Regions from separate parts of the Homo sapiens genome. Here region 1 is linked to region 2. A link is an interaction called in ENCODE POLR2A ChIA-PET data of the cell type or tissue named here. Cell type or tissue: GM12878. All regions are shown on one strand.

What was found. ChIA-PET counts read pairs that join two places held together with the same protein. Peaks named below come from ENCODE experiments on the same cell type or tissue, not always from the same donor. Only the 100,000 strongest peaks of a DNase experiment are listed, where the experiment ranks them.
Region 1: POLR2A ChIA-PET joins it to region 2 with 8 read pairs; 7 of 35 experiments call an interaction of 5 or more read pairs at or near these places.

Annotation. Positions count from the first base shown.
Region 1 is chr7:105,383,795-105,386,294 of GRCh38, reverse strand. All of the region lies in intron 2 of SRPK2 (SRSF protein kinase 2), which reads left to right. Among named protein-coding and RNA genes, the nearest start is that of SRPK2, 3.9 kb to the left of the region's middle. In GM12878, no CTCF peak of the experiment used is centred here; no DNase peak of the experiment used is centred here.
Region 2 is chr7:105,297,576-105,300,075 of GRCh38, reverse strand. The region is part of intron 2 of SRPK2 (SRSF protein kinase 2); the gene reads left to right. Among named protein-coding and RNA genes, the nearest start is that of SRPK2, 90 kb to the left of the region's middle. RefSeq lists an enhancer at 1,762-1,901. In GM12878, no CTCF peak of the experiment used is centred here; no DNase peak of the experiment used is centred here; H3K4me3 peaks cover 285 bases; H3K27ac peaks cover 1,492 bases.

The sequences.
Region 1 (2,500 bases), 86 kb before region 2:
TTGCCCAGGCTGGAGGGCAGTGGCGCGATCTCGGCTCACTGCAAGCTCCGCCTCCCGAATTCACGCCATTCTCCTGCCTCAGCCTCCTGAGTAGCTGGGACTACAGGCGCCCGCCACCACGCCCGGCTAATATTTTGTATTTTTAGTAGAGGTGGGGTTTCACCGTGTTAGCCAGGATGGTGTCGATCTCCTGACCTCGTGATTCGCCCGCCTCGGCCTCCTAAAGTGCTGGGATTACAGGCGTGAGCCACCAAGCCCGGCCGGTGATAGAGTTTTGAACAAGACAAAGCTCCTTGCAAAGCTAACCTTGGGAGGTTTGGGGAAAACCACAAAGAGGGTGACAAGATAATTTCAGATAGGGCTAAGGGATAGGAAGAAAATGAAGATGGGACATGTTAAGTAATAATAATAGATGACATTTGAACACTGTGCCAGTCACTCTGTCGATTGTTTTACATATACCTTGTGACAACCCTAAGAGGTAGGCACCGTTATTACGGACATTTTACAGGTGAAACAGGGACACAGGAAAAGTAAGTAACATGCCCAGCTGTTGAATCAAGGCAGCCCGGGACCAGAGTCCACTCTCTGAGAAATGGCATTTGGGCAGGATCGAGAATGAGGAGGAGATCCAGTGTGGCAGAGGCCCTGGGGAGGAATGGGCTGGAAGTATTCGAGAAACCCAAAAGTAAGAGTGGCCTGAGTGGCCCAGAGAGGTTGATGGGAGGCAGGAGTCAGAGCGTGTCTACCCTCGTAGGCCATTGGAGGCTTACATGTGGAAGGGACAGGTTCTGATTCCTGTTTAAAAAGAGGGCTGCTGTCCGGGCGCGGTGGCTCACGCCTGTAATCCCAGCACTTTGGGAGGCCGAGGCGGGCGGATCACGAGGTCAGGAGATCAAGACCATCCTGGCTAACACCCCGTCTCTACTAAAAATACAAAAACAAAATTAGCCCGGCATGGTGGCGGGCGCCTGTAGTCTCAGCTACTCGGGAGGCTGAGGCGAGAGAATGGCGTGAACCTGGAAGGCGGAGCTTGCAGTGAGCCGGGATTGTGCCACTGCACTCCAGCTTGGGCGACAGAGCGAGACTCCATCTCAAAAAAAAAAAAAAAAAAAAAAAAAAATGCCGGGCGCGGTGGCTCACGCCTGTAATCCCAGCACTTTGGGAGGCCGAGGCGGGCGGATCACGAGGTCAGGAGATCGAGACCATCCTGGCTAACACGGTGAAACCCCGTCCCTACTAAAAATATAAAAAATTAGCTGGGCGTGTGGGCGCCTGTAGTCCCAGCTACTCGGGAGGCTGAGGCAGGAGAATGGCGTGAACCCGGGAGGCGGAGCTTGCAGTGAGCCGAGATTGCGCCACTGCACTCCAGCCTGGGCGACAGAGCCAGACTCCGTCTCAAAAAAAAAAAAAGGTTGCTATGTGGAGAATAGATTGTGGGGATGGGGGTAGTAGTGGAAACAGAAGTGGCCTGCAGTAGTGCATGGGAAACCGGGTGACGTTGAGTGTGTGAGGAGTGGCACCTGAGAAGTGGTAAAAGAATCTCCAGGAGACTAGTATTTTCAGGGTACCCCGAATTTTACAGACAGCTCTGACAGGTTAAGCCCACAATAGCTTCGTTTGGATCAGAATTCAGGTCTCTTGAAGCACGGTTTTTGCTTTTTGATTAATTTTCCAGAGGAGGAAAAGGAGTAATAGGTATAATTTTAAACTATTAATATGATGACTGGCAAACTTGAATTATGTGACTGTGGGTCTGGCTTGGTATAATATGATTTACTTTTGTCATTATCTACTTTTGTATATACAAGCAGGCTTTTAATTAATTTTAGTTCATTTCAAATCTGTGAGCTTTTATGAATTGAGCCAGTTCCTAGAGGCTACTTTTATGGTACACTGGAAATTGTAGTTGTCAGGAATAAGATTAAGATTATTTAGTGGGTCAAAATTTTAATCCTGTTAGATTGTCCTGTGAGTTTAGTTTGCTTATTATTAATTGTGCTGCTTTGTGAGTAACAGGCAGAACGGAAGGACTGTAGTGCTGTTTAGTCACAAATCTTAGGAATTAGCTACATCACATAGCTTGGGATAAATTTTTGCCTTATAGTATGTTTATATGGAGGTACAATTTTTAAAATATCTCTTTCATTTATTTTTTTCATAACTTTTATTGGGATATAGTTCACATACCATAAAATTTACCTTTTAAAGTAGGCCATTTACAGATTTTTAGTCTATTCATTAAATTGTGCAGCCGTTATCTAATTCTATAACATTTTCACTTCCCCAGAAAGAAACTCCATATTTATTTCCCAGTTATTCTCCATTCCCCTTCCCCCTGCGTTGGCAACAACTAATTTACATTCTAAGTCTCTATGAATCTGCTTATTCTGAACATTTCATGTAAATGGAATATACAGTATGTGGCTTTGTCTGGTTTCCTTAGAACAATGTTTTCAAGGTTCATCCATGTTATGGCACGTATTAGTACTTAATTCCT
Region 2 (2,500 bases):
AATACTGTGTTTTAAAAATTAATTTGTACATTTGAATTAAGTTGAAGCATAAAGAATTTCTCTGTTAAATATTTATTATATTTAATTTTTGATGGGCACTTCATATGCTTGTGACTGGAAGGAATGATTTTTATTTTGGAAATATTTTAGATCTATGTATTGTTTGTTTTGTATTCTTTTTTGAGATGGAGTCTCTCTCTGTCACCCAGGCTGGAGTGCAGTGGCGCGATCTCGGCTCACTGCAACTTACGCCGCCTGGGTTCAAGCGATTCTCCTGCCTCAGCCTCCCAGGTAGCTGAGATTACAGGCACCCTCCACCACACCTGGCTAATTTTTGTATTTTTTGGTAGAGATGGGATTTCACCATGTTAACCAGGCTGGTCTAGAACTCCTGACCTCAGATGGTCTGCCTGCCATAGCCTCCCAAAGTGCTGGGATTACAGGTGTGAGCCACGGCACCAGGCCTCATCCCATTACATTCTAAAGATTGTGTCAAAATGAGTTATGCTTCTTGTGAGGTGATGGGACCGTTATATCTCTCCAGTGTCTGTGGTACAACAGACTAAAAGATGAATATATTTAATTTCTTAATGTTTCTTTTGCTAATTTTCCTTAGCTAGCAATATATGTGTTAGCTTTAGTGTCTTTTTAGGTTCAGATTATTTTTGGTAGACCTTAAAAAATGAGAAGATAAAGGATATCCGAAAGAAGCCTTAAGGTAGATCCTTTACTTGGAAGTATCAGGCTCTTCCACCTGACTCCACTCATAATAAAAAATGAAAACAAAAGTGGTTGACGTAGCAAAGATTTTAACTTTTAAAGCTTGATAGAGCTTTGCAGGTTTAGGAAGATAACTTCCCAGTCTTCAGATTGGGATGGTGAGACTGTGTGGCCCCACCTCCATGCAGGCCATGCAGAACACAGGACTGTAGAGAAACAGAGGCTCATTCTCAGTTCCAACAGGAGGAAGAGTGCCCACTGGGCAGCCAGTCCTGTTAGGGCAAGGAGCAGCCCTTCTGGAGACATGGCAGATCTTAACGTTTCAGTGCATATGGATGGGGGAGGGTGTTCTGGGGCTGGTGGAACGTAGAGGGCATTCATGGTGGTGAAAGTGGGATGTAGGAGAGGGTTTGGGTGATGATGGATAACTGGGTTCACTGTGTGCTAACTGAGCTGAACAGAGTATGAGGCGTTGGCCTACATTGTCTCCCTGGAAAGACTGCTGTCACAGGTTCTCTTGCTGGCATTGTGATGCAGGGCTGCGTGAAGCCCTCCTTACAGCGGGAGGTGGGCTCTGTTGGAGTGGGCCCTGTGCCTCTGCTGTCTCCTACTGCTAACGTGAGGCATCAGCTGAGGAGGGATGGGGATGAACTATTTTAGGCAGGGGGTTGCAGTATAATCTGAGCCATGCTATCCTATGGGGCCTTTTTATTTGATACTTTTGTTTGCTTTTCCTTTTTGTAAGAGATACCATCTTGCTGTGTTGCCCAGGCTGGCCTCAGACTCCTGGTCTCAAGCAGTCATCTCACAATTTAGCAGTTTCTTAGAGTCAGACACTATATGACCTACTCCTGGGTATTTACCTAAGTGAAACAGAAACTTAGGTTCAGAAAAAAAACCTATATGTAACTGCTTGTAGCAGCATTTCTTTTTTAACAGTTAAGAAAAATGTGGGCTTTTCAAATTTCCCTAATTGGTGAATGGATAAACAAACTCTGATACATCCATAACAATGGAATACTACTCATCAGTTAAAAAATATACTACTACTAATACATGCAGCAAGTGGATGCATCTTTAAAGGCATTATGTTAAGTGAAAGAAGCTAGACTCAAAAGCATACAGACTCTGGGAAACACATCAGTAGTTGCCAAGAGGTAGAGGTGGGAGAGGAGTTGGTTGTAGTGTGGCAATGGGGAATTTTTTGAGTGTTGGAACTCTTCTATATTTTGGTTGTGGTAGTGGTTACACAACTGTGTCAAAACTTACCCAGCTGAACATGAAAAAGATGAATATTACTGTATATAAAAATTACAGGCCAGGCGTGGTGGCTCACGCCTGTCATCCCAGCATTTTGGGAGGCTGAGGTGGGCAGATCACGAGGTCAGGAGTTCGAGACCAGCTTGGCCAACATGGTGAAAACCCGTCTCTACTAAAAACACAAAAATTAGCTGGGCATAGTGGCGCATGCCTGTAATTCCAGCTACTTGGGAGGCTGAGGCAGGAGAATTGCTTGAACCCAGGAGGTGGAGGTTGCAGTGAGCTGAGATGGTGCCACTGCACTCCAGCCTGGGTGACAGAGTAAGACTCCGTCTCAAAAAAAAAAAAAAAAAAAAAATTTACAGCTTAATTAAAGATGAAAATAAAACAAAAGTAATTAATGTAACAAAGATTTTGTTAATTGTTAAAGCTTTATAGAGCTTTGTAGGTTTGGGGAAGAGAACTTGCCAGATTGTGATAATCTCGGAAGACCTTTTAGGTAATTGTAGCGTGGACCTTC